Regions from separate parts of the Mus musculus genome. Here region 1 is linked to region 2. The links are chromatin loops, found by intact Hi-C in ENCODE. Cell type or tissue: left cerebral cortex. All regions are shown on one strand. Each heading gives the region's core, and the rest is flanking DNA. Links, peaks and the distances in the headings are about the cores only.

The links. Hi-C counts contacts between places; a loop is a spot of excess contacts. Peaks named below come from ENCODE experiments on the same cell type or tissue, not always from the same donor. Only the 100,000 strongest peaks of a DNase experiment are listed, where the experiment ranks them.
Region 1: it touches region 2 in a loop (2.0-fold over the local background); 2 of 42 quality-filtered maps call a loop at or near these places.

Annotation. Positions count from the first base shown.
Region 1 is chr13:114,228,521-114,243,703 of GRCm38, forward strand. No RefSeq gene overlaps it. Among named protein-coding and RNA genes, the nearest start is that of Gm41072, 27 kb to the left of the region's middle. In left cerebral cortex, for the core only: no CTCF peak of the experiment used is centred there; DNase peaks (open chromatin) are centred at 7,549 and 8,648.
Region 2 is chr13:114,127,746-114,142,928 of GRCm38, forward strand. The region is part of intron 4 of Arl15 (ADP-ribosylation factor-like 15); the gene reads left to right. A430090L17Rik (RIKEN cDNA A430090L17 gene) reads right to left here. Exons shown (of 14, transcript NR_045836.1): 8 at 2,415-3,721; 9 at 820-946; 10 at 1-586. Among named protein-coding and RNA genes, the nearest start is that of A430090L17Rik, 16 kb to the right of the region's middle. In left cerebral cortex, for the core only: no CTCF peak of the experiment used is centred there; DNase peaks (open chromatin) are centred at 7,994, 9,532, 9,899, 10,699 and 2 more places; H3K4me3 peaks cover 724 bases; H3K27ac peaks cover 1,515 bases.

The DNA of each region.
Region 1 (15,183 bases), core at 2,771-10,770, 99 kb after region 2:
CAGTGTCGTAGGCCAGTGACGCAGCTTTCCCCTTCCGCTCTGGTCTCCTTTCAAGATGTCCTATAGAAATTAAGAGTTTGGAAAGCACTGCCCACTAGGAGGAAAGCAGACTCACTTCCCGACTGTTGGTACCCAAGGAAAAGGAAGGTTCTGAGATGTCCCCAGCGCCACCTCTCAGGTTGTGCTGTTAAGGAAATTATCCTCTAGAGAGAAGAGAAAAGCTGGACAGCTTTCTTCCACAGTCTCTATCCTTATCACCCAGGGAGGCAAGGTGCTGCTTAGGGAGGCACAGTGGTTGGCTAAGGAATGGCTGACATGTAGGCCTTCAAGCTACAAGACAGGTGATACATGGTTAGCACCGGCTCTGTGGGTATCAGGTTCCAAGGGTGCGGACTACAGAATGAGACTCCTTCCTTTGGAATTTTACTGTTAGGGATTAAACCCCCCCCACCACCACCTCCTCTTCTCCTATTCAGGATAATTTGGTGCAGGTGAAAACATACCGTGCTTTCATTTCACCAAAGGCAGGTTTCTCTTCTGGGAAGAGTCCTTGATTCTGGCCTCTTGTTTTGTCAGCACCTCTACCCACTAGGCCACCTCTCTGACACTGGTGCTTTTTTAAATCACATTTTCCTCTTCATTTCCTGTTCCATAGCCTTCAGGGTGGGGAGATCATAATTAAGCATAAAAGTGCAATCAAGACAGAAACACGAATGGCTAACAAAAAATAAGATGTTTCAGGCCTGCAGGATGCTTCTCTGTTCAATCGTTAGTACCCACATAGTACAAGGAGAGAACCAGCCAGACCTCTGACCTACACCTGTGTGCTTCAATGCACACACACGTGCACACACATGCACATGCTCACACAAATGCAAATGAGGAAGTAAATAATTGTTTAAAAGATAAGATTTTTATGATTCATTGGCTTTTCTGTATAGAATTTGCTTACCATATGGACACACATGAATTTACAGTAATTAAGTCAGTCTTATAGCTTGCTCATGATTTTGTATCATTAAAATAAAAATAGAATTAATTTAGGTTTGGAAAGTGGCATATTAAAAAAGTGAAAGATCGTGTGTGTGTGTGCATGTATACACAGACACAACTAAGACACAACAAGGCCCATGGTTTTGTATGTTAACTTGAGAGAGAGAGAAAGGCTCGGTGTGATGACACATGTCTTTAACTTGAGCACCTGGGAGGTAGAGACAGAAGCAAGTGAATTTTTGTTAGTTGGAGGCCTTCCTGGTCTTCATCATTCCAGGATAGCTAGGGCTACACAGTGAGACCCTGTCAAGAGTTGGGGGTGGGAGGGGTACTGGATTAATTTTGTTTCCTTTGATTGCAAAGAACTTGAGATTTGGGCTTTATTTCTTCTTTTATTTGTTCTTTTCTTCTCTTCTTTCCACTCCCATCCACTGCTTTTTGCCTTGTGGAAAACAAAGTCTTGCTATATAGCCCAGGCTAGCCTCAAATGCAGGATAATTCTGCATCTGTTTGTCAAGTGCTGGGTTTATAGACATGTGCCGCCACATTCAGTTCATTGTTCATGTTTTAAAAAAATGTTTATTGTACATACAAACACATATACGTACATACATACACACACATGCACACACATGCACACATATACCTGCATACACATACACACATATACATACATACACACATATGCACACACATGCACACATATAAATGCATACACATACATACACATATACATAGATACATACACATATACACATACACACATACACAAATAGATACACATATATGCACACACATACACACATCACACATATATACATACATATACATACACATGCACACATGCACACATACACATATATACACACATACACATATACATACACACATACACAGATACACACACATACCAGATAACAACTTGGGGGAGTTACCTATCCTCTTCCACTATGTGGGTCCCAGAGATGACACTCATGTCATCAGCCTTGGCAGCAAGCTCCTTTTCCTGCTCAGCCGTCTCACTGACCTTGTCTTACGTTTTAAACCACATTGCCAAACTTCCTTATGTTCCATCAACAGACCCACAATCATTTGGTTCCTGTTCCTAGTGGTACTTTGTACCGTGTATGTTCCATCAGCCACCCTTTCACCTTTTTTGATCACAGTTGTCAGGAAGAACAACTATTTTTAGTTACACTGAGATATGCAATCACATCCAGCTGTAGCACAGGCACTAACCCTGCCTGCACTGCGAGTTGACCTGTTTTGCACTCGGCATCCCTTGCAGGCCCATCCCATCAGCATATTGTTTCCAACAAACTGTACGAGAGACATTTGGAAAAGGTCCCTGTTCTGGGATGTTTGACTTCTGTATCTTACCATATACCAGCCAAGAGTTTCAGTTGAGGGCTTATGGGAACCAAAGAGAAAAGCTGGCCAGTCAGGAGGCCAGAGCCTAGCCTCCTCTGGGAGGAGATGCTGATACAAGTTAGAATCTGTACTGCTTGTGCTAAGCATGGTCTTCAGAGCCCACATACCTGGTGTCAGCAGCGACAGATCATCAGCCAACAGCACAGGCACACTGTGTGCTTAATGCCTAAGCTGTGTGCCAACTTACACTGTCTGGCAAAATGGCTTCTATGTGGTTATGACAAGGCAAGGGCAGTCTTCAGGGATAGTTTAAGTCAATGAGGCAATTTTCACTGTTCCAAAAAGCGTGTTGGAAAATGAAACATTTGTTCATAATTAGGAATGAACATTTAAAAGCACTTAAGAATACATTTGTTTAGTTGGCAAGAAAAAAAAGTTCAAAATACTTTACTCAATTGGATCTGGAAACGTGATTAAAAGGAGTTTGAGTGGTGAGCAGATTGAGAGACCTAATCCGAGGACTGACCTAAGAACTCTCATAAGAAATGCCCACATCACCAAAACTTCATTTTGAGTCATCTGTCTCTGGACTACCACCACATCACACATACCCTTGTCATGTGTATACACATACCACATGTGTACACATATACCACAAATACCACACACATACCACATGTATACACACATACCATATGTGCACATATACCACACAGACACACACACTATATATACATATATACCTTCACATGCCACATGTGCATACACATACCACATGTGTACACATATACCACAAATACCACACATATCACATGTGTACACATATACCACAAATACCACACACATACCATATGTGCACATATACCACACACACACAGCATATATGCATATATACCTCCACATGCCACATGTGCATACACAGACCCACATACCACATGCACCACATGTTCATATACAACACATATGAGCAGACACACCACATATATACACATCGCATCTGCACACACAACACACATATGGACAGATCCACAACCCACACAGCAAACCTACATAGTACACACACACACACACACACACACACACACACAGAGTCTCCAGAGGATTACTTTTATAGAATCAGGCTTTAGTGGACTCCTTATAAACTTTAGAGGCCCAGGAATGGTGATATAAGAAAGTCAACAGAGTCTCTGTCTTCATATATGTCTGTGAGTATGTGTTCAGGCCCGTACTGCTTCATACAAGTCCAAGGACAAGTACATACGTGCACGTGTCAACCCCTAGTAATGCCATTTTCCAGCCTCTGGCCTTTGCTTAGATTTGAGCTTCAGGCCAGCATTCTGGTTCCAATGGTCTTGTTCCTCTTTGGCCAGACCTTTATGACATGACTTTTCTGCCTATGCTTTTTGCTTTTTCCCTACATTTACAGAATTCTTGTTTTGTTCTTCTGGTGGTTTGTATAAGAATGGCCCCTGTAGGCTCTATTCAGATGCTTAGTCATCAGGGAGTGGCGCTATGTGATATAGATTAGGAGGTGTGGCCTTACTGAAGAAAGTGTGTCATGGGGGCTGGGGATGGGAGAGCTGGGGTTTCAAAGGCCTGGTCAAGCCCAGAGTCTCTCTTTTCTTGTTCCCTGTGGATCTGAATATAGAACTCTCAGCTACTTCTCCAGTGGCATGTCTGCCTGCCTTCCACCGTTATCCCCACCATGACGATTATGGACTAGCCCTCTGAAACTTGAAGACATCCCTAATTACATGTTTTCATTTATAGACTTGGTCATGGGGTCTCTTGACAGCAGCAGAACACAATTCTGTTTAATGGCTCCCAAGTTTTGTTTCAAATAAGCTCTCAAATCCTATGGAAGAAGTAAGTTAAATAAGAAGCTGTCTGGTATGGCATGACATTGGTTTGGTCTTGGGCTCCAAAGTCATGCCAAGACACAGCTGTGTCTGGCCCAGAGCTCACTGTGGCCGTGCCAAGAAGGCTCCAGGTTGTGTACGGTGCTTGTGGAGTGACTATCCTGAGACGCGCATGGGGAGAATTGGAAGCACTTTGCAGCCACTTCAGTTGCTTTAACACGTAAAATATGGACAAGCCATGCGACCCTCTCCCTCATACACTGGAATACCTGGAGAAGCTTCCACAGGCATCAATACAGGTGTAGGTCTCTGACTTGGTTGCCAGGAATGCCATCAACATGCAGTAGGGTTCACCTCTGTGGACCGCTAACCTTGACTCACTTTGTAAGATTCTTTTGCAAAAGCAACCTTGTACTGCTTCTCTCTGCCTGCTTGGCTGGTTAGGGGTGTGACACTTTGGGCTTGTTTTTCTCTTAAGACATCATTGAAACTTTTTTTTTTTTTTTTTTTTCTGATCACTGCCTATAACTGCCTGCTTTCTGTCTCCAGCAACGGCCCGTCTGGGGTTCTGCCACCATCAGCTCTGTGCAGTGTATACCCAGTGTCTTAGGTAGGGCTTCTGAAACTGTGGTAAAGCGGAATGACCATAAGCAGCTTGGAGAGGGAATGATTTATTTCATCTCACACATACACAGCACAGTCCATCATCAGAGAAGTCAGGACAGGAGCTGAAGTAAACCTGGAGGCAGGAGCTGAAGTATGCAGAAGCCATGGAAGAATTCTACTTACTGACTTGGTCCCCATGGCTTGCTCAGCCTGCTTTATATATATAACATCTAATTATTCTGTTTCTAATTACAATGAAAAATTGTTTCCTTTGTCTCACCCCAACCCTAACACGCACACACACACTTCCCAACTGAAATATCACTAAGTGATTTATGTATTCTGAGGAGACATCTGCCACTATCAGAATTCATGGTGTGTGTGTGTTTGTGTGTGTGTTCACATACACACAAATAACTTTAGATTGCAATAGAGTTGTGTGGCTTCTCCTTTGATGTGATATATATAAACATCCCAGGGATAGCACCACCTACCATCCTGGGAACTCCCCAATCATCAGTCAAGAAAATGCCCCACATGTTTGTCTATAAACCAGTCTGGTGGGACATTTTCTCAATTGAGGTTCCTGGTGTCAAGTTGACATAAAACTGTCCAGCATGCACAGTCTCATACAACTCATACCTCTCCTTTCAGTGTTGATTTGCTGGCTATGGTCCAGGACTGGGTAGACAGAGGCAAGAAAACAAACATGGAGGTGAGCACAAAGCTTGAGGTCACCAAAGTCATTGATAGAACCTTCTTCTTCACATAATAATTCTCAATCTCTAGATGTGCATGTGTGTGTGTGTGTGTGTGCGTGTGTGTGTGTGTGTTGATATCTCTTCCCCCAAAAATGGGTTCTTAAAATCTGTTTACACACTAAGAAATATATGGGCTTGTCCTAGGTTACAAAGGGAGCAATTACCTAACTTCCACAAAGAATCTAATCTCTTTACCAACCCTTAAGTTGCCTTGCCGCTAAAGTTTGAGTGTGTGACTGGGGGTAGAACCCTTGTATGTAGCATATCATTCTAGCCTTGACTAGGAAACAAGAGACAGAAAGAGGAGAGGAACCATTGCAGAAGGTGATGGTATGGACTCTGGTCCCTCTGAATCTCTTCTCTGAGTTAGAGAGAGTTTCTTCCCATTGGTTTTGAACTGAGGCTCGGAATAAGAGAACACCAGAGACCTCTGAACCCTATCACATTTATTCAAATTTAAATCAAATTCGGCTTCCCTGCTTCAGGCTCCTGAGGGCCAGGCCTCAACGCTAAGAACCATATTCTGGGATATATTTACAATAGGAACCAAATGGAGGTGAAGACAAGAGTAGAGAAGGAAACAGGTGTCAGAGAACAAAAGTAAGTGACAGCATGGGTGAGTGTATCCATCCAGGGATGGTTTGAGAAGATTGGAAGAAGCCAGGTATGGTGGCACACACATTTGATTCCAGCACTCAGGAAGCAGAGGCAGGGGGATCTCTGAGTTTGAGACCAGCAGTATAGCTGGGACTACTCAGAGAAACACTATTTCAAAGAACCAAAAAGTAAAAGGAAGGAAGGAAGGAAGGAAGGAAGGAGGGAGGGAGGGAGGGAGGGAGGGAGGGAGGGAGGGAGGGAGAGAGAGAGAGAGAGAGAGAGAGAGAGAGAGGAGGGGAAGGAAGAGAGGGTAGGAAGGGAAGGAAGATGGGTAGATGCATGAATGGGCAGACAGGTGGGCACTGTTTGTGATTGGCATATGGGAGGTATCTTAGGGTTTAACTGCTGTGAACAGACACCATGACCAAGGCAAGTCTTATAAAGGACAACATTTAATTGGGGCTGGCTTATAGGTTCAGAGGTTCAGTCCAGTACCATCAAGGTGAGAACATGGTAGCATCCAGGCAGGCATGGTGCAGGAGGAGCTGAGAGTTCTACATCTTCAACTGAAGACTGCTAGCAGAATGCAGGCTTCCAGGCAGCTATGATGAAGGTCTTATAGCCCACACCCACAGTGACACACCTACTCCAACAGGGCCACACCTTCTAGCTCTGCCACTCCCTAGGCCAAGCATATATAAACCATCACAGGAGGTTTGGGCTGGAGATTAACTCTAGTTGAACTGGCTCAGCTGGCTGAACAGGCAACCCCAGCGTAAGTAGAAAAAAAGCATACCACCTTTCTAGGAGCAATGCTGAAATTGCCACATTGGCTTTCTCGGTGGAGAAAACAGAACGTTATGCAAATTAGGTTCTTTTTCTCTCTACACTTTGGGTCAAACGGTGATGTCTGGGATCTATCACATCAAAGGAGAAGCCACACAACTCTATTGCAATCCAAAGTTATTTGTGTGTATGTGAACACACACACACACACACACACACACACACACCATGAATTCTGATAGTGGCAGACGTCTCCTCAGAATAGATAAATCACTTAGTGATATTTCAGTTGGGAAGTGTGTGTGTGTGTGTGTGTTAGGGTTGGGGCGAGACAAAGGAAACAAGATTTTATTGTAATTAGAAACAGAATAATTAGATTGTAACCTGAAGGCCAGGGACAGTTTGGAGTTTCGTCTCCAGCTGAGCTAGGTTGCCATTGTTGAGATCAGTTCCACCTCCGTGTTCATCCTTTGCTGTTCAGAAGAATAGCCCAGGCAGTAGGAGAACCATGCCATAGATTTTCTTGTTGCTTTTCCGGAAGTAAGTGGGAGAATTCATTCTTCCATATGTTCATCCATTCCTGTGTCCACTCGTGCATGGAATATATATTAAGCCTTCAGTGCATCTCTATTGCCAGCAACTCTCTCACTGTGGCAGTTGAATTACTTCTTTCTCAACCCACACAGAAGTCCTGAGACAGGTCCATTCACTACTGCACTGGCTGCTTTTGTGTCAACTTGACACAAGCTGGAGTTAGCACAGAGAAAGGAGCTTCAGGTGAGGAAATGCCTCCATGAGATCCAGCTGTAAGGCATTTTCTCAATTAATAATGGAGAGGGGACTTGTGGGTGGGACCATCTCTGGGCTGGTAGTCTTGGGTTCTAAAAGAAAGCAAGCTGAGCAAGCCAGGGGAAGCAAGTCAGTAAATAACATCCCTCCATGGCCTCTGCATCAGCTCCTGCTTCCTGACCTGCTTGAGTTCTAGTCCTGACTTCCTTTGGTGATGAACAGCAGTATGAAAGTGTAAACTGAATAAACCCTTTCCTCCCCAACTTGCTTACTGGTCATGATGTTTGTGCAGGAATAGAAACCCTGACTAAGCCAGGCAGGGATGGCACACGCCTTTGATCCCAGCACTTAGGAGGCAGAGGCAGGCAGATTTCTGAGTTCAAGGCCAGCCTGGTCTACAGAGTGAGTTCCAGGACAGCCAGGGCTACACAGAGAAACCCTGTCTCAGAAAACAAACAAACAAACAAACAAACAAACCCTAAGACAACTACCCTTGTTTTACTGGAGGAAACTGAAGCAGCTTATTCAAACAGAGGCTGTCAAGGACATGGGCATTGTGGGCACTGTAATTACCTGGAGGGACATCTCAGCCTGGGTGGAAAGAAAAGAATATTTACTCCTATACTTCCTCCATAGCCAGTGAAGGTCAGGTCAAGTTTTGTGTCCCTTGGATGTCCCATAAAGTTCATAGACACTTCCAAAAGTGTAGCTGCGAAAGAATAAGGAGAAAGGACATGTGGTGTTTACTGTGTGAGTGGTATTTGGTCAAACAGTGGCGATCTACCAGTTCATAAGGATTTACCACTTAGCCTAAGGTCCCTCGGAACGTTCTTCCCCCTCCATAAATGGAGGGAAATATACAAGCGGAACTCTTTTGATGTTCTTAAGTAAAATAAATGATGATATCGTACGGCAGATAAATGTGAGGCACTTTCTTATCCAGTGTGGAGCTCCAGGCGTAGTTTGCCTTCATTTAAAACAGTTATATAAATATAACAGTTATATAAATATGTGCCGGCGGGTTTTTTTTTTTTTTTCCTAAACCAAATACCCTGAAGGATTTTCATTGTCCCTGTCCAACTTGCTTCTGGAAAATGTTGACCTCTGGATCACTTCAGCTCTTTATGTTCACCTCGGAGTCTCGCTTTTGTGGTAGCTTTTTATTATGGTTTAGCTACACTGCCTGTCCAGTGGTAGGATATGATGTTTTTATTGGGAGTAATATAAATTACAGCCTGCGTTTTTCTACATACATCTTCCTGTAGGAGCAGAGAGAATGGAGGCTCCACGTGGTGCGTGTAGCCTCAGGAATACCAGCGTCTCCTTGAAAGGGAGACGTCACCACAGCAACATAGGACTTTTCTTGGTGTTTCTTTGATACTCAGTAATGCCCATCAGTAGGTTTGGAGTAGGAAACATATAATTTGTATAACTCTGTGTGTGTGTGTAGCGTTGTGGTGTGCTGTGTTTGTGGTGTGTGTGTGTGTGTGTACAGCAGTGGACAACCTTGGGTATCACTCTTCAGGTCCTGGCTACCTTTATTGTCATTTGAGAGGACTCACTCCCATTACTGTGTAGGCTAGGCTCATGGGCATAACTCTTATCTGATATGTTCCCCCATTTTTCTCCTTGCAAAGGCAATACTCTGGTGTGTTCTTCACAGTGAAACTGCTGATGTGCATCTTTGTGGTGCAGAAAGGAAGCAGACATTCAAACTATGTCATGAATGTCCTTAGGATGTAGCTAGAAGCATCAGAGCTAATGGAATCCAAAACTTAAGCATGGTTTCTGCGAGTTTAGTTTTAACATTGGAATAATCTTAAGGCAAAAATGCAAAACTGTCAGGCTGTTTCAGGATGCCCTCCTCCCAGTGTCTCCTGACTTTCACAGATCATGTAACTGTGGTCCATGGTTCCCAAACAGGAACAGTTTATTGCTCCTAAGCTTCAGGCTTTATTCGAACATGAACAATTTTCCATTGATGTCAACTTTTAGTTGCAGAACCCAGACAGCATACGGCATTGCATTCGGCTAGGTGTTTTGTTTTTGATTTTTTTTTTTTTTTTTAGCTTACCTGTCTGCTCCTTTTCACTGATAATGGCTGATGTCTCTGACTGATCGGCACCAGTGGAGTCTTGTGTATGCAAGTTAATCCTAAGAAAAGGAACTTCGATTTTCTTACTGCTTTTTCTTTTCACATCTGTGTGATTTCATTCTTTCTGCTGTCTTGGATTTGCCTCAAAGAGTTGTTCTGCGGTCTTTTGAGATGAGCTGCTGCCACCTCGCTGATCTTTCCTTCAGAAATGTGTCTCGTGTATCTCTATGTTCATGCTTAACATTCTCTTCCTCTGCGTCCTGATTCAGTGTAGCTCAAATTATTGCTAGAGGCTTTGAATTCATATTTGAAATTTTATGATTTTGTTCTCAATTCTCCAACTTCTTAGATATGTTAGGCTTTTTGTTTGATTGGAAAATTTCTTCTTAGGATAGCCAATTTCCTGGCATATGGATTTCATAGTGCTTCTTACACAATTTATTTCCTGTGCCACCAACCTAACATCTCCATGTTACTTTATTCTTCTAGTTCCATTCCTTCTTTCTGTGTGTCTCTGTGTGTGTATACATGTGTATATGTATGTTCACATGTGTGTGGGAGCATGCATGTGGTGACATGTGCAGGCCTGAATGCATTCCCCAGTGCACCTGCATGTGCAGGCTCAGTGGCTTCCTTACTCACTCCCCACTCTGACATTCTGAGGCAGGGTCCCTCAGTGACCATAAGCTCCCTGATTTCAGCTATTGTACCTCGCCAGCCTGCTGCAGAGGGAATCCCCATCTGCTTCCTAAGAGAGAAGATTACAGGCAGTCAGCAGTGTGCCTGCTTTTTATGTGGGCTCTAGGGCTCTAAACTCAAATACATTTTGGGGAAAGCACTTTATCCAGTTAGCCATCTCTTCATCCCTATCTTAATCGTTCACATTTAGCTAAGTATTTTAAATAGATCTTTGCAAAAACAAACAACCTCTAGTTTTCTTGACCTTTCTATTGTTCTGATTGCTGTTATGTGTTGCATGTTTATTTCTGACTCCTGTCTTGTTTCTCTTTTTTTACCAATGCTGGGTTATTTTTAATCCAGTTCCTTGTATTGTAATAGTAGGCTGTTTATCTCTTTCATTTGTTTTGACATAGGCATTTATTGCTATAATCTCCTCTACCCGCTTTTTCCAGGCCACATGTTTGGTATCTGTCTTAGTTTGGTTTTCCATTGCTGTGAAGAGACACAATGGCCAAGACAACTCTTATAAAGGAAAACTCTTATAATTGGGGCTGGCTTCCAGGATCAGATTTTAGTCCATTATCATCATGATGGGAGGTTTGGCAACATGCAGGTGGACATGTGTTGGAGAAAGAGCTGAGAGTTCTACCTCTCGATCCTCAGACAGCAGATAAAGGCTGTCTATCACATAGGGTGTAGCTTGAGCATATTTATAAGGCTGCAAAGTCTACTTCCACAGTGACATACTTCCTCCAGTAAGGCAACTCCTACTCCAACAAAGCCACTTCTCCTAATAGCGTCACCCGCTACGGCCAAGCATCCAAACACTTGAGTCTATGAGAGCCAAGCCTGTTTAAACCACCAAATATTTCTTATAAGTTCGGCTTCATTTGTCTTGGCATATTTTGAATATTATCTGTGTTTTGGGGGGAGGGGAAGAGGGAAGATATATAGGATTTTTAGGAGCAGGTTACCTGAGTCTCGTGTACTTGTGAATTTTCCTGTTCTTGATTTTCATTTCCATTCCACGGTGACTGGAGAAGATACCTGATATGATGTTGACCTTCCTAAAGGCTCTGACTGATTTTGTGGCCTAACAGATACTCTGCTCTGGAGCCGGATCCATACATATTTGGTCACTTGAGAAGAATGTATATTCTGTTGCTGCCAGATAGTGTTCTCTGTGTCTGTCTGTTAAGCCTGTCATCAGGGTGTAACAAAAGCCTGATATTTCTTTCTTGGTTTCTGTCTGGATGGTCACTTTATCAACAGCACCGCTACATCAAAGACCCCCACTGTAGTTGTCTGGCAATCTGTTTCTTTTTCTGATTAATCAATATATAGCCTATGTAATTAGGTTCTCTATTGTGCATTTAATCATAATTGTTAGATTCTCTTACCACTGTGCTGTGACCTTCATTTTCTCATCTTACAGTTTTGACTTAAACTCTATTTCATATAACATACATATGGCCACCTGTGTTCTTTGACTTTTATGTGCATGAAATGGCATTTTCAATTCTTCCAGTCTGTGCTTTTCCCTAAGGCCAGTGTCATTTAGAGATAGTTTGTAACTGTGCCTTGGAGTGTGTTGGGTTTCTATGATGACCATTATGGTTATTACTGTTATTGTTAGAGGAGGTGTGTGTTTGTATAGTGTTTAATACAGTCAACTACCCTATTACTATATTACAATAGTAATATATATATATTATATAATACCTTTTTCATCCTCATTACCCATTCCTTTTATGCCTTTCCTCCTCAAAGTCCCTCTTGAACTTCCATGTCACACAAACCAAAAAACTCAAAACAAATCAACAACAAAAAATATTTATTTAAAATCTTGCTATAAATATGATAGAAACTATGTGATATTTAACTTTTTGAGTCCTTGCCTGGGACTTTCTATGAGGCTAGAGTAAAATATTTTACAATAGCCAGGCGGTGGTGGCACACACCTTTAATCCCAGCACTTAGGAGGCAGAAGCAGGCAGATCTCTGACTGTGAGGCCAGACGGATCTATGTAGCGAGTACCAGGGTAGCCAGGGATATACAGTGAGCCTTTGTCTAAGAACCAACCAAACAAAAGCCAAAAACAAAATCAAAAAACTCCCAACAAGCTTACAATAATCTTATCTTAGACTATTTTAAGCTGCTCACACTTTAACTTGAGTTACAGCAGAAAAACGTTCTTCCATCTATATTTTAATCTCATCTTTATGTATTATGTATCCTTAAAAACTGTTGTAGCTACAGTACTTTTATTTTATGTGTAGAGTATTTTTCCTGCATGTATATCTGAATACCACATGCATGCCTGGCACCTTTGGAGGTGAGAAGAGGGGGTCAGAGCCCCTGGAACTGGAGTTACAGACAATTGAGAGTTGCTGTGCAGGGAGTTGAACCCAGGACCTCTTGAAGAGTAGTCAGTGCTCTTAACCCTGAGCTACCTCCTCATCAGCCATCCTCAATACTTTTGTGTTTTAATCTTCATTCTGGGTATAGAAATGGTTTACACATCATCACATTGTTAGAGCATTATGAGTTTGACTTTATGCTTACGTATATTCTTGTATTGGTAATCATGGCTCCTTCTCTTCACCATGAGGAGCTCCCATGAGCATCTCTTCTGAGACAGATCTGGTGGTCACAAACTTCCTACACTTTCCTACACTTGTTTTTGTTTTTGCTTTTGTTTATGTTTTTGTTTTCGAGACAGAGTTTCTATATAGCCCTAGCTGTCCTGGAACTCACTCTGTAGACCAGGCTGGCCTTGAACTCAGAAATCCGCCTGCCTCTGCCTCCCAAGTGCTGGGATTAAAGGTGTGTGCCACCACCGCCCAGAATTCCTACACTTTTATCTGAGGAAACTTTTATTTCTTCTGTTCTGTAGGACAGTTTTTCCAGGTATAGTATTCCTGGTTAGGAGATGTTTTGCCACTGGCCTTGAATCAAACTCTTTTTACAGCAGGAACTGTTAGAACTCCTTCGTATCTGATATGTTCTCGCAGCTTTCTAGATGTTCTCTTTATCTTTAGATGCCAATGGATGATATATGTCTAGGTGCTGTATCATTTGAATTGAATTTTATTGTAATCCCTCATCTTTCCAGGACCAAAATATCTACATATCTACAGATTTAGGAAGTGCTCTGATACAATTCCTCTATGTAAGCTCTCTGGCCTGTCATCTTTCTTCTGTCTTTCTAATAATCTATAATTTGAAACTTCAGTCTTTTGCTTTCATTATTTTTCTTCATTGCTTTTCCTTTTGTTCCTTTCCCTGGGTAAATTTGGGGTTTGTCTTTTAGCTTTCTGGTTCATTCTTCTACTTGATCAACGTTCAAGTTCATTGTGGGATTTTTATGCTCAGTCCTTGTGTTCTTTAGCCCCAGAGTATCTATCCTGTTTTCCCCCAGGGCTTCTGTCTCTTTGCTAAACTTCCCACTTTGTTGATGAGTCCTTTCTCTGGTTTTGTTCAGTTGTTGATCTGTAGTCTGTTGTAACCCACTTGGTTTCTTTAAGTCTTGAGTTCTCTGCCAGTTAGCTTATAAACTCTTTTTTTTTTTTCTTCCTGTTAGGGTCACTTTTCTCGTACTTTGTTTGCTTTCTCTGGTGGTGCCATATTTCCTCATTGCTCATGATCTTTCTTGCTGGGCATTGGTGTTTGTGCATCTAAAGAAACAGGGATTCATTTTAGTCTCTGTAAGCTGAGATAATGTCTCACTAGTTAGGGCATCTGGAGATGCCAGAATATCTGTCTGGAGTGATCTCCAGGTAGGCTTGTCTAAGGCACCTTCAATCAGGTTTGCCTATGTATCTAGCTCAGCAGGAGGGTGGGTGGTTCCTGATCTATAGATCTACTGGATGGGCCTATTGAAAGACCATGGAAGTGGGCCTAGAGTCTGAGTCTGTGGTGGCATATCTGATCTCTGGGACTACTCTGGAAGCTTGTTATACATATATGGTTTGAAACCACAGTCACCAGAGTTAGCGCAGCACTCATGTACACCATGGAGAGTTCAGATGCCAGGCCTAAATATCAGGGTCATGGAGATTGGTCTGATACTAGGAGCTGACCTGATATAGAAGCCAACATGGAGTCTAGGTTTTCATGGGTGTTAGCCTGGTATATAGATAGACCAGCCTGGAGCTTAAAGCCATGGAGATTGAATTGGAGCCTGGGTAGATGGGCTAGCCTGGAGGATAGTTATGTGAGTATTATCTGAAAACTGTGTTGATAGGGCTTCTCTAATTGTTGACTCTAGGTGGTGAGGGCTTCCCTAGAACCTACAGTCAGAAAGAGCTGACATCTCAAAGCCCCTAGGTCCATGGAAACTAGTCTGGCACTGAGGTCTATTAGGGGACAAGCTTAGAACTTGGGACTTTTCGGAGCATGGGCTTCAAGGGCTCACCTGGAAGGTCCTGACATAGGGACCATTATGTCATTCCCTGGGCCTCCAGCCTATCTCTGTGGGGGTCCATCTTGAAAGAAAAGTTAGGTCTCTATGGTTATTGTAGTTATTTCCTGTTGCCATGACAAAAACCATGACCGAAGCAACTTAGAGTCTAATTTGGGGCCTCATGGTTCTATAGAGTTAGAGTCCATGACCATCACTGTGGGGATCATGGAAGCAGGCAG
Region 2 (15,183 bases), core at 4,132-12,131:
TTAGCAAGCTCCTCTGAGGAAGAATATGGTTTCCGGCAGGACTGGGTAGAGAGAGGCATCATATCCTGTCTGGCTCTGGATGAACGGCTTCTCTCTGTGTGAGCTTTCATTGTGGTGTGAGCTGGATGCAGATGGTGATGCATTGTCTAACTGGGTGGTAAGGAAAACTGCGTGCCTGTATTGGCTGGGGTCACAGGAGTTACCATTCAGTCCACCATCTCTGTGGCTTTCCACTGTGTCACCGCACAGTCTAGTATGGGGGTGGAGGGCACTTGCTATCCCAAGATCCTGATATTTTCTATCTTACTGCACGCTCTCTGGAGCCGTAGGGCCTGCTTTGTTCAGGTATTCTTGAAACGCACAAAGAGCACGCCCACAACCTGGGGCTATTTCATGGAGAACCCCAAGGGAGAGATGGCGCTTTTCATTATTTGTACCCCATCCCCAAGATTGAGGACCTAGCCAGACTCAACCACAGACACACAAGCTGTGAGGTGTAATGATGCCCTTTGCGCTGCAGGAGGAAGGCTCAGATGGTGCTCGAGTGTAGATTCTGCCACAGTCATCAAAGGCACCTGCCCAGGACCTGGCACAAAGGAATTAAATCGATCTGTTTGTTTGCTTTGTTTTTGTTTTTATTTTTTAAAACAACTTCCAGAAGCCCTCTTAAACAACTACAGCATTGTTGGCCATTCTCACAGCAAGTCAGATCACAAAAACCTCAACTCATCTTTTCATGGAATTTATTTATTTTTGTTTTATCTAAGTGGTTTTCATGTGTGCAGTACCCATAGACACCAGGAGAGGGCATAGGATCACCTGGAACTGGAGTAAAGTAAAGTTGTCAGCCTGCTTGTGGGTGTTGGGAACTGAATCCTAGTCCTCTGTAAAACCAGCCTGTGTTCTTAACCACGGAGTCGTCTCTCTAGCCCTAGGGCAGCTATTTCTGCACAAAACAGTAAAAACATAAATCATGAGAGAAAACTAAGCAAAATACAAATTTGGAGCCAAAACAAACATACCAATCGTGTGAGAATCTTTCTTCTAACCCATGACTGTATCCATACCTTGTATGCATGGGGAGAAGGTGTTCTAAGTTTGGGCTATTTTACAGAAAAAAAAAAATAATAATTTGAATATGATAGCCACCGATCTGACCCTCCAAAATTTTTAAAATTAGTTGCAGGGAGTAAGGCTACGTCTTCTCATAAGATTTTGCTTTAACAACCGAAACAACAAACTGTATAAGGAAGGAAAAAAAAAAAAAAAAAAACAAGCTGAGAAAGCTCAAAACAGGGGAAAAAAAAAAAGTGATCTCTGTTATAAGTCACACATTCAAATCCCAGCTATTTAAAAACAACAAAGAAAGAAAGAAAGAAAGCTGTATATACTTCACATATACTTCAATTCCATTAATAACAGTAGTCATATTTGAGCAGCAATTCAGGACACTCCCTGGACCTAAGACCCTGTAGTGTTTATTCCGAACATCTTCAAAAACAGTTATCATTTCCCAGTTTTTAAAGGTTTAGGGAGCTGGGCATGGTGGCGCATGCCTTTAATCCCAGCACTCGGGAGGCAGAGGCAGGTGGATTTCTGAGTTCAAGGCCAGCCTGGTCTACAAAGTGAGTTCCAGGACAGCCAGGGCTACGCAGAGAAACCCTGTCTCAAAAACAAAACAAAACAAAACAAACAAACCAAAAAAAAAAAAGATTTAGGAAATGAAACGTTGGCCAACTTGTTCACAACTCCATGGTCAGAAAATAAAAAGATGGTAGATCTTTCCTGATTGAACCAAGATGTGGAACAACAGAAGTGGTAACCCAGAGACCAGTCACTGTCCAAATGAGTGAGCTGGCATTGACCAGTGGACTCCAGAAGCCACGGTTCCTTGGATCGACATCAGCTCCCTTCATCCCCTGATGCTATTGGACGACAATATACCAGGCCTGCGCCTGCCTAGCATCTTGAATCTGAGAACCATAGCTGTTTGTTTAAAGCGCACACACAGGCCGCTGCTCTCATCTTTCCTTCTCTTCTTTTCCTGTACTGTTTCACCTCTGCCTCCAACTCCCACCCCCACCCCCACCCCACCCCTGCCCCATATCAGGGTAGAAAATGCTAATTTTACTTTGTTTTCTGTTCTCCATGAGAAAGTAAGGGGGCTCGGGCTGCTCTGCACCCCATTGGGTGCCAAGATGCCTTGGCAGAAAACAGGTAATTTCTCAGGAGGACTAGCTGCTCTCACATTTGTGCAAAGGACTGCACATACCTAAGGTTTTGCAGGCAGCACCACATTCATTACAGTGGCTCCCTATTTCCTTCCAAGCCCGGCAGATCCGACCGGGAGGGCTTCTGCTATTTACTACGAAGTTTATTGGATAACACCTTTGGCACACACCTCTGAGACTTACAGTGTGGTACTTGAAGTTGTTAAAGAAAGCTGTGTGACTGCTGATTTTGGCAATATGGTTCCTGTCTGCACAGAGGCTGACAGTGATCTGTAACAAAAGCCTCCATCCGGAGGTGTGACGAGGGCTGTATCGTGGCCCATACAGTTGCCAAGGAGCTGTTCATCCACACCTGCTGCTTCTAAGATGGGTCCGTGGCGTTTTCCTCCCCGAGCGAGGACAGACACAACACGAAATAAAAAGCCCAATGGAAGTTCAGATCTTAGAAAGCCACTTAATTGTACATCCACTTGTGCAAATGTCACTGCGTAATTAGAGAATCAATTCTGTCTTGATACTTTTAAAGTTTAATGGACCTTCAAAAGGCATGCTTTTTTGTTTGTTTGTTTGTTTGTTTGTTTACTGTCTACATCACCAAATTACAACTCCTCTACTTGAATGCAGAGGTTCTAACCGGTTCCTCAAATTAAAAATATATTTCAAAAAAAAATCTCATCTGGCTTGGGTCCCTAATATTCTCTCCAGTAAGTCAGCTCCTGGGTGACACTTGCCAGATGCCAGTGTCTTCTGCTGCTGTTTCTGTATAGCCAGATCCCTGGGGCTTAGCATTCACAAGTGTTCTGGCCTGCTTCTGCTTCAAAAGCCTTGTTATCATCCTCAATGTTAATTGCAGAAACTCTGATACATTTTAGAGACATCACCTTCCCATGTTGCGCCCCCCACCCCACCCCAATCAACACCATAGTCGTTTGCACATTTCTGTAAATACTTTCAAACACTCCCTGCCAGGTACCCTTTACAGCATCTACCTGTTCTGATGGAGGTCTCTTTAATTCCCTATCCTTGGAGGCGTCTCTGCATTAGTCTCAGATTCATTAGTAGTTAGGCACTTGGTGTCTAGCTTTCTTGGCAGTGGTACAAGCTGAAGTCTCAGCTATGCCTTGGCCATATGGTCTCATGGCATAAGCCATGTGATTTCTAAGAACGGGTAACGGGAGAGTGTCTTTGCAGTCTCCGTTCAAGATTGATAGCTCAGGATCTGCAGCGTGTCTCAGCACGGTGCTACCTCATGTCTGTTTACCCAGAGTGTTTTGAGGAATGTGGCTTCCGGTTTTTGAAGGCACACTCATAAAAGATGGAGCTAGACGGCCCCCTTCTCTCCTCTGGCAGAGGAGGTCGACGAGTGAGGGACCCGAATGGTGTTCCATCCTTCTGGAGACAGGGCCGAGAAACAGTGCATCCACTTCTGAGCGTCAAGGAATCTTCCTCATAGCTGTTCTTCTCAAGCCAGACTGTGGCCCAGGGCTGCCCTGCTGGAGCAAAAAGAGATGGAAGGAAATAAACTGGTGGCCTTTTTTAAAGAGTCCTGTTCCTTGACGTCAGCCCCTGGAATGGCAGTGACGTGGAGTCTATAGTGTTACTATGCTCTGGGACATAAGCATTAGACTTTATGTGTGTAGCCAATGCCACAAAGTCGGTGTGGGTTCTTAGTGCATATTGGCGGTGTCTGAGTCGGGACTCCCATCTCTGAAGAATGGAGCTCTTGTCTTCAAAGCATGCACACCTTATCTCTCCCCCTTACAGGCTCGAGCCGATGGAGTAATTCTCCATTAAGTCTTCTGTGTCGGAATTCCTAAGAGAACTTTTTGATGATTCAGTGTATCAGCATGTTCCACTAATCTTCATATCTGAAGTGATATCAGAGACACGCTTAGTAAGTTGCAGCTCTCAAATAAGTTGCTACAGTCAGGCCTGAAAGGCTTTTGTCGGGCACTTCCAGAGGCCCGCTTCCCTTATCTCCTTAGTTTCGGGGCCTTCTTGAGAGCAAATGGCTGAAGCTTGTCCGAAGGCACAGGATTTCCTCTCCGGTGCTTTTGTTCCCCCAGAAAGAAGAGAAAATGAAAATAGTTGTCTTCCCTTAGAGATTGAATCTGAGGCAAACTGAACCTCTATGTCTCCCCCATGCCAAGCGTCCCTCCCCGCCATAGGCTGTCTCCTATAGAGCAGTGTGATGACTGAATGTCACTGGCTTGTGTGAGAGGGAGGCCACATCTCCCATACGCAGATCAGGCTGCAGAGACCAAGGACCAACTGTGGTGTACTTGAAGAGTTTCCAGGGTGACTTGCCAGTCCTCCCTCTATAATGCTTTGTGCCTCCTTGGGATGTTAAGAACCTTTGAGTGCAAATATTTAGGCTCTCTGTCACCTAGCCTTTTCCTTATTCCAAACAGGAATCTCTACCTTAGCCAGGTGTGGTGCGCACGCCTTTAATCCCAGCACTGGGGAGGCGGAGGCAGGCGGATTTCTGAGTTCAAGGCCAGCCTGGTCTACAAAGTGAGTTCCAGGACAGCCGGGCTATACAGAGAAACCCTGTCTCGAAAAAACAAAAACAAAACAAAACAAAAAACAACAAAAAAAGAATCTCTACCTTTATTTTGAAGAATCCTAGGTTAGGCCTGTATTTGCAGGCCAGGCTTAGAACCAATACCTTAAAAGGTGTGTAGCTTCCCCCATCCTAGTTAATACTTTCAAAAAAAAATTAATACTCTATGTTCTGGGGCCTCATTTTCCATCTCTCTCTGTGTTCCACATTTTCATTCTTCTTGTAGATACAGCCAGGTTTGGTTTTAAAATATTCTCTTAATTAAATCTGTTCTGAGCGTTTTATGAGTTTTAGAGCTTCTACTTTAGAATAGAAGCCAAATTGGGAAGCAATGGGTGAACACACAAAGTCAGCCGGCAAGTCAAAAGCCAACTCGAGAACAAAGTGTTTGATCTTTCTTCCTCAGTGCACCAAGAAACTCAAAGAATGTGTCCCCTGTTGTCCCAGATGAGAGGCTCCTCACAGGCCAGTGTCTTAAGAGAATAGAGAAGCAAGTTTGATAGTGACATTTTACATTTCTTCCAATTATTGACGTTTGTTACAACTGAAGTAAGCCAACAGGAGCAGCTAGGATAGAAATCTCTTACTGGTTGGGTCATAAAAATACAAGCTTTTAGAAGGGACAGATTTTCCTAGAACAATGTAGATATTGTTAAAACTGTTTAGTAATATATGTTAGGCTATAGTTTTCTAGGTCCTTTTTCTATTATGTCCTCATCGTCTATGAATCGTATCAACTCTTGCATGTACTAGAAACTTAGCTTATCGGTAAATCCCACACCCTGGAACCAAACCTGATCCTCCCCACACACGTGCAGCCCACTTCCCAGGGTTTCATCCTGTGCCCTGGCAGCCCAGAAGTCCGTTTGAGCCTGGTTGTCTGCCCAGAGCACAGGGCCTGGTACATAGCGAGGATCTCAGCAGACTGAATAAATAGAGAGAGAGATGTCCTGCCTGTTTGTAAGGATGCCTTGCCTTGCTGGAGCTTGGTGTGACTAGTTCTGTGCTCTACCATCTTTGTCCAAAGAGCAAGGGAAGGACAGAGAAGAGAGGACTACAGTCCTTGCCTCTTCTTCTTAGTAGCTGGTTCAGTGAGCCCTCACTGCGCATCTGGTCCACACGGGCCCTGCTCCAGATGTGGGGTGAGCCAAGAGAGTGAGCGGGCATGGTTTGTGAAATCTCTCTGAGACCCAAAATCTGCCTTCATTCTGGAAAATGCACGTCCCAGTAGGGGGATGGAAAAAGAATCAAAGGAGGTGTAGACATGGGCTGAGTAAGCCATCCGTGCTTGAGGCAAGGGACGTCAAAGAAAGGGGGCAGAAAGAGGTTCCTGAATGGGCCTGTTGGGTAAGTAGCAACTGAGGCACAAAAATTAATCATGGTATACTGGGGAGAATAGCAAGTACTCTGGGACGCTGGGCCCCTGAGTGGTAGGACAGAAGCTTTTGGGCTAGAGATGTTTTCCTTAGTGCTTGCTTCCCAAGTTAGATTGCCAGTCATGGGAGGTCAGAGTCTCTGTCTTTCCTTTATTATTTATTTATTTATTTATTTGCGTCTATTGGAAGTTTCCCTCCAGGGAATGTTGACAATCAGTGGCATTGGAGTTGGGTCTTTAGCAAGACTGTTTCTTGTAGTGTTGACGGAGGATGGGGAAAGTGCCAGCACTGGTCTAAGCACTTTATATACCTGCAGATGAACTCTGGAAAGTAGGTATTATTCTTTTATTTTTAGGTATTATAATAATTATTATTATGCCCTAACTTAGAACCAAAGGCTTAGAGCAGCTAAGGAACATACCCAACATCAAGCATCTAGTAAGCGGTGAAGCGGGAATTGAGTATAGATGACTTGACCTCTGACCCAGTTAACAATGACAGTGGACTGCCACCCGCAGGCAGTCAGGGAGAGGGCCCTAAAACAGAGGACACAGGGTTGATGAAAACAGTTAGATTTGAGGGATTGACTGTACTCCACGTGGCTGGAACATTAGAAGCGCAAGAACTTCGTGAAAGATGGCCACCCTGTTGTATAGTATAGACCTGTGGCTCATCTTTCAAGTCCTTTCCATCATTGATTAACATACCAGATGGTATTTTACTGGATTTTTCCTATGTGTGTTGTCTGTCTTCCACCACTAAAACGTAAGGGCCAGGGGTTTGGATTTATTCGGATTTCTTCCCTGCTGGGTTGTAAGCTTTCTGGAGGGCATCTAGCATTAAATCCAAGTCACCCAGGGGTCCACAACCTTCGAACGATTTCTGGCCTCTTGGCGACTCATGTCATTTATGGGCAGCCACCAATGAACCCAGACCATGTCACAGGAGTTAGGTCCTAGAGTGTCTAGTGTTGCCTGTTGCCTCAGTGATTGTAATGAAGAGGCCCCAAGGTACAGCAGCTTCTGTGGAATACTCTCAGCGACGGCTTGCTGACCTGGGTTGGTTTTTGTTTTGGACATGGAGGCTAGGCCTCCTTCCATTGTTATTAAGATACCTGAAGTCGTGTGCTGTCGTTTCACTTTCTGCTTTTAGAGACAGCTTCATGTAGCGTAGGCTAGCCCTAAGCTCGTTGAAGCTTGCTTTGAAAGCCACCCCTTTCTGCCTCCACCTCTCAAATGCTAGTCTTACAGGCTGGTACAATGAGATGGGCTCTCTTTTGCTGTGTGTAATCATTGCTCTTTGACTGAGACCCACTGCTTTATTGTTGGGACTATTAGCATGTCCCATGCAGACCGACTATGCACTCACCACATCTCATCTCTTGCATTTATAATTTTGATAGAGTCTTTAACCTCGCTAGGCCTCGGAGTCCTTCTGAAATGAGAGTAGCATCTTCTTCATGAATGGACGTGAGGATCCATGCATTTGTATATTGTTTTAAGTCTTAATATATAGCACTGGTGTTTAGGCTTGAGACATTTCCCAATGGACTTCTTAGAAAGGAAGGCGGAAAGGGAATAAAGGCAGACACTAGTTCTCTTATCAAGTTTGGTCAGAGTCCTTCAGCTAACTGGGCTCTAGTGTTGCTACCTTTAGACTTCCTTCACCATCTTGGAAGATGATTTTGGAGTGTTGCTAGAGTTGGTTGTGTGGTGTTAATTAACATGCCCAGTGACCTCTGATATGTAGAAGATAGAACTGGGTAGTTCAGTTAAAATCCCATTTCCCTACAACTCTAAGGAGGAGGTGCAAACTGATCCACAGAAGAGAAGACTCACATCTGACGCAAAGCCATCCCAAGCATCATTCGCTTCAAATAGCAAGGCAATTGATCAACCTGCTAGATTTGCTAAAAGTGCTTTGCTCTAAGATTCATTTTTCCTTTCTGTGATATGTAAGCACCTATTCTTAAAATACATTTCAATTGAGTTTCTTACATTGAAATGCCTCTTTTAAGACTAGAATCATTACTCCACAGTGAGAATTTTGTCAAACACTTTTAAGCCTCTAAAATAGTAGGGCTATCTTAAGACAAGCCTCGGCCGGTGGGTGGGGGTGGGGAGGAGGGCTTGGTGTGCTCTGTTATGTGGTTATGGCCAGCAAAGCTGTGACCATGTACTAGTGCTCGACCCCAGGCAGAGATGCTGCCCTGCTCATGTCTGCCTGGCCCACTGCTTCTTTCTACAAAGACATGCAAATGACTTCATAAGAAAATAGTAACCAAAAATCAAAACAAAAGATCAGGGCATAACACATATCCCTACCCTCCACCCCCGTGTGTGTGTGTGTGTGTGTGTGTGTGTGTGTGTGTGTGTGTATGTTTTACTGGACACTAAACCTAGGGGCCCTGCTTCCTAGGCTCTGCTTTCCCATGGACCCATATTCCTAGCCCAGGAAAGACATTATAATAACACCAACTCTGGAAGGTCCATCGCTGCTCCAGTTGACTTTAGTGCCCTGAATCTGGGGGAAATAAAAAAGCCAAAGAATCATGATCTCTGGTGTTCTTCTCTTTATAGGAAAAGATGGTAGATTTGTCTTCAAAGGAAAATAAAAGCACAATTCTCACAGTTTTTATCCCCATGGGAAATACTGAGTAATCTAATAACAAAATCCCACGTTCAGTGTAGTTTGGGGTCATTTGTTAGTTAGGCACAAAATATTGTTAGACTCGATATCAGACGTAAGCCATAGTGGGGAGAAACTCGACAAACTGAACATCACTGAAATCAGTAGGCATGGTGTTGTATCACTTGGCCAATAAGCAAACGAGAAGATGCTCACTGTCAGTCGTCATCAGAGAAATGCAAGCGCATACCAACGCACACTATGTATTAGCGTGGGTAGGGGTTTAAAAGCCTGACTCTAGATAGTGATGGGACGCACGACAACTGCAACTTGTATGTATTTCTGGTGGGAATTCATAGTGGTGTCACTCTGAACTGAAGAGAATTCATTAAGATCCTAGCATTAAAACGCCATGGAGTAAAGAGACTGTGTAGCCTCCGGCAGGCTGAACCTGACGTCATAAGAAGACCATGCAACACCCTATGAAGAACGATCCCTTTGAGTGATCTTCTCTCAACCTCCCTCCTTGCAAAAGGCAGTCTGACAGATCAGAGGCTGGGGGGGGGTGTCACTTCCTGCTTGAGGACAGAAGAATCCTGAGGGATTTGGAATTGCCTGAAAGGTCTCCCACCTTCCAGAAATGGGCACGCTATTGTGCTTTAAATACTCTTGGTTGCCCTAAAATTTAAATTCCCAAAACGTTTATATAAGATAAAAGCCCATGTTTCTTAACTAAGATGATTTAAAATCATCCACAGATGTTTCTGTCACGAGTAGATACCGTTGTGGAGAGCTATCGGCTATTGCTTTCCCATTGGGGACAACATGCATTTAATGATCTTTCTGCTGTGCTGTGGGTGAGCATCGGGTATGTCTGCCTGTAGGGTGCTTTTTTTTTTTTTTTTCCTTTAATCCCCTTCCTACTCTTTGGTATATTTGAAAATATATTTTTACTTCAGTATGTTTTTTGAGGTATAAGAAGTATGGGCACATGTCTCAAGTCCAGTAGTCTAGAAGCATATAAAGAAATGTTCATAATTTCCTCTCTCTATTTGCTCTGCAAAGTTGCAACCCAAAGTTATGAGTTTGATGCGGTAACCTCTGCACTTTGGTCTGCTCGCCCGGTTTCTCTAACTGTTCACAGAATATGCCAGACTTACAGGTATAAAGTTAGTGAGTTCTTGATCAAAGCCATATTTACATTTAATGGCAAGGAGGAGAAAGTCCCCCTTATTACAGCGGATTGTAGCATGCGTGTTTATTTTGACATGACAGAAGGGAGGGCTTATGTAGTTTGCACTTCAGAATATCATAAAACTCAAAGACCCACCTGCACCCAGAGCCCTCCAAGTCCTGAACCTGGCCAGACTTGATAGGATATGAGAAGTGGATATTTTCTGATGATGTCATGTTTCTTCCTATTTCAAATTTGTGTGTCTAATACAAGTGTAGAAAGGTTTATTAGTTTGGAGACTGGCTCCAGTATCAAGTGTGAGTCATCCTCTATACCAGCGGTTCTCAGCCTCCCTAATGCTGCTGTGACCCTTTAGTACAGTTCTTCATGTTGTGGTGACCCCCCCCCCCAATAAAACTATTTTAATTGCTGCTTCATAGCTATAATTTTGCTACTATTATATATGATAATGTAATATCTGATATGCTGTATATCTGATATGGGACCCCTGTGAAAGGGTGGTTTGACTCCCAAAGGGGTTGGAACCCACAGGTTGAGAATCCGTGCTGCATACCTTTCTCAGAAGGCAATGGTCGCATCCCTTTTCCCACAGTACTCACAAACAGAGCAGTCATCTTGTCTGTGGTGATACCTCCTGTGGGTATTGAGAAGTCTAAAGCAAGATGGGTAACTTTTAAAGAAAGGGGGGAGGGCTGCCTTCTGTGAAAGAGCTTCCATGGCAATGATATTTGAGATATTTCTAGATGTTCCAACCTTCCCAGCTATCTCTGGAATACTGTGTGCAGAGAAAATTTTCCATGTTTATGAGATATCATTAGCCCAAAGACTAAGATTACAGTAAGGAAATATTAAGTCTGTCTGTCTGTCCTTTTCTCCGTGGCCATTCTCTTCAGTCTTCTCCCCACCCCCTACCCCCAAAAGCCAGATACACATGCAGGAAGGTATACACACCCATGCATACCTTTTAATGACTTTGTTCTTAAACTACGAGACCAATAATTCTAGATTCAGTCTGTGAGCAAATGGGCCTTGCTGCAAGGGGTGTCTAAGAAAGACTTTAGTATTCCCATTTCACAGATGTGAAAATAGATGAATGCGGTGTGTACCAACACAGAGAAAAGAGTTCCAAGGCATAGTGGTCACTCAGTAGTTCAGTAAGAAGCAACTCCCCTGCTGGGAAGCCATCCTTCTCGCTAGCCTCACGTGTAAGTAAGTAGGTAACCTGGAAAAATCACTGCATCCTGACATCCAGTTGGTTAATCCTTTCTCTGTCAATCACTTCCGTGCAAGCTGAATAGACTATAAATTCACATTTCTGGAGCCACATGGTCAAAATAGCACTTTATATTCAGTGTGAAATTCTTAAAATGAAACCCAGCTGGCAGATGGGAGGAAACGGAGAGGGGGAATATTGGGTGTGCAAGGGGTTCGTGGTTCTTCCAGAGAGCTCTTCTATGCTTTGTGCAGATATTGGACTATTTTTAAGCATCTATGATGCAGCACAAATGCGTTTCTTTAACCTGGACTGTGTGTCTCATTTGTAAGGCTTCATAAAAGCCGCGAGAAGCAGAAGCAACCCCTCCCTTCCCATTGTCTTGCCTGCAAAGAAATTTTGCTCATTTAGACAACCGCTTTTCACGTCTTTCATAAGTGCTAGGTAATAAGTTGTGTCTTTTGGTGCTTGAAATAATTCCTTGCCTTAGTAACTTAATTTGTTAGAGTGCGAAGAGCTGTCTCAGCTCCAGTCTCTTTCCACCTCTGTGCTCAGTCTCTTCTCAGTCTCTTCTGCTTCATCGGCCATAGCCTTTGCTTCCCTTAGGCTGGGTGGGAAGTGTCCTGAGGATTGCCAGGTCATCAGCCCTGCCCTGACCAAGCAAACCCCAGCCTAAAGCATGATGCTTTCTGTTACTGTTACTTCCTGGGACTCTCAGTTCCCAGCTGAAGGGCACCAGAGAGCAGCGCAGCCTGTGGCCAGGTTGCTGCAAGTCGGCCATCTGTGGCGACGTATAAGAAGTCAGATACAAGTATTCCAGCAGCTGCAAGAGATTTCAGATTTCCCAGATGTTTGATGAAAACCCTTTTTTCATTTAACTGCTAAGAAACGTGCAACTTATGGGTGTTGTCGGTCTGGATGAAAAGCTGCGAGTCAAATAAAAAAGAATGCATTTCTCAAATACAGATTTCTCCAGAGCCGCTTTTTTTTCTCTCTTTCTCTTTTTACGTGAAAGAGTAGATTAAAAGTGGACACCCAGAGTTTGCAAATCTGTTTCGAAAATCCCAAGTCCTTTATGCTTAAATGGGATAAAGACAAGCTTTCAGATAACTCCTCCTTCGAAGATAACATTTGTGAGCACATAGCCTGATGTATCGCTTTGCGTTAACGGAAGTTTCCATCATATTGGTACCCACCATGCGTGCACTTTTAAAAACTGATACTATGTACAAACAGGTATTTTCTTGTACTGGCATTTGACAGGTTAAAATTTCAAGCCATATCATAGAATCATCACTATGCAAATGGAAATGTCAATATGAGAAGCTTTTAAGGAAATGTGGTCATTTTGAAATAATAGAAAGCACTAAAATCCCCTGTTACCTAAAGAATTCTAAGTGTGGAACATGCTGATGCAAACCATTGGTTTAAAACACACACACACAGCAGTTTTCCTCATTGATATGTGGTCTTTATGGTTCTCTTTCTGTTCCTCGGCTCCCCAAAACAGGCATAAGTTCTAGTTAGAAAGTCCCCTTTCAAGGCCAGGCAGTAGTGGTACACAGCTTTAATCCCAGCACTCAAGAGGCAGAGGCAAGCAGATCTCTGTGAGTTCCAGGACAACCAGGGTTACACAGAGAAACCCTGTCTCAAAAACAAAAGAAAGAAAAGAAAAGAAAAGAAAAGAAAAGAAAAGAAAAGAAAAGAAAAGAAAAGAAAAGAGAAGAGAAGAAAAGACTATTTCAGATTCATTCAGGATAATTAAACGTTTACTAAAGCAGTATTCATCTGTGGGACTGTGTGTGTATGTGTGTGTGTGTGTGTGTGTGTGTGTGTGTGTGTGTGTGTGTGTGTGTTTTAATTCCATGTCCTTGGACTTCCCTCCACCAAAGGATTTGAGGTGACAGACACGAGTATTGATTCTGACAGTGGACATGTTTTCGTATAGCACCCTGAACATCAGACTGCCGCGAGTGTTAATGACTTCCCCTCCGAAAAAGCTTTTGATTCAGACACAAGGAGAAGTGTACTTGGCAGTCCTGAGCTGTGAGCACACGGCAGCCCACTGGCCTCCTCTCAACTGATAGCTGAACAGTTAGTCAAGTGTGGGTGCAACTGAGAGTATGGCGCCCTAAGTTCAATCAGTAACGCCCTGGGTTTCTTCCCCAGCATTGGAGAAAATAGAAAAAGAAAAGAATTAGTTAAAATGGGAAGTTATTTTTAATTTAAACATACAAATAATACTAATGTTTTCCATACTGGGTCAAGGGGTTTTCTTCAGGGTTTGACCACGGATGTGAGCTCTGTGTTCTGTTTCTAATACTGTATAGACCGTGGCCATTCTCCTCTTGTGTTGGGCTTTCTGTCCCTTTAAAATAAAACCAAGAGATAAACATGCTCAAAGCAATCTTCTCTTCCAGTCCTTTATCAGTTTTGGAAAATGTCTTTCTGAAGTCTAATTCAATAGTAGTTTGTTTTTAATGCGTTGGCTTCGTTGCGTTCTTTGAATACCTTCCATTTAATTTTTCATAGAAATAGACATTATCTTCTCAAGTTCATATTTCATCTGCTGGCATCACATTAATTAAGCTACTTAGTGATAAGAGCAAGTATGATTGCCGTGAGAGTCATGAAGCAACTTGGGGAGCAGACACGGTAGAAAAACAGTCTGCCAGTCGTGAGCATCTGCCATGGTTGTGCATGGCCTGTCGAAGCCCATTGTGTGGGAGGCTTCAAGCATCGTCTTGTACTGGGACAATGGAGACTCAGCTCACCCTAGATGATTAAGAGGAAGCTAATCAACAAAGCCTTTATTCTAACTGTGTATTGTTTTTAAATTAACCAAACGTTGTCCTTACCTGCGATGGCTTTGTATTTCGCCGTCCCTCTCTTATTAAATTAGTCACGTGGACGATATCAGTGCCGCACTGCCTTCTTTTCTTTCAAGTCGTCTGACTTGACCTACGCAGTATCTACCAGTCCCTTCCATTACTATGTAAGGCTTGTTCAAAGTCATTTCTGTTGTCCGCTAGCCGGAAGCAGTGACTGTGTGGTAGATGGTAGCCGTTTTCTTGCTGTAGGAGTCACCGTCTGGTTTGGCTTGGCTCTCCTGATATATGTTGATTATTCACTTTGAACAAAAGGGGCCAGAGGGTGGGAACCACCGATGGCTCTACTGCTTGCTCCGCGCTGTCTCCTCTTCCAGTACAGACCCTTAATCCCATCACTTCAGTGGAGATCCTGATGGCCCCTGCCACTCCACAAGACCTGAATTACTCCCATGGCCTTTGTTCTTCGAGTTTTGATTAATGATCTCTCAGCCTTAACATTGTTTTGGTTTTGAGGGCTGGAGTGTTCTTTATTGAGGGGAAGGGGCGATCTCCCTGTGGAATTTGTAGCAATAACACTGGTCTGGACCCACTAGAACCCTCTCCCCCATAGCCTTTCCCCCACATCGTGGCAGCCACTACCATCCCTAGATATTACTGGGCCTCCCCTGAGAATTGTGACTACTCCTCTTTCCATGATTGATAATTAGTGGCTTCAACTAACTGTGAGATGATGAGGACCCCAGGCCACACGAACAATTCTGTGGGACATATAGTCTGGGACTTTTTGTACCTTCCTCGCTGGTGTACTCTTTATGTTTGTTGTGTTGATCTCCAGACTTGGCTTTCACGGGCTTTAAATTGAGTTCAATTGGTCCTATGCAGGGTTTGGGCTAAAATTCATCAGGATGGTATATCACTTAGCTTTTCTTGCCCCATGCTACCTGCAAGCCTCCTTCTAAGGTCTTTTTTTTTTTTAAGCTGTCAGGATACAAGGCTCCTGACTGAGTTACCAGCAGGGAAAGAAATTCTGTCCTCAAGGCTGACAACATGGCCCCTTGGTTTCAGAAGCCTATGTTACCTGGGCTCCTCGGTCACATGTGTTGCTCAGAAGTTGGCAAACCTCCTGCCTCCACCCCGACCCTGATT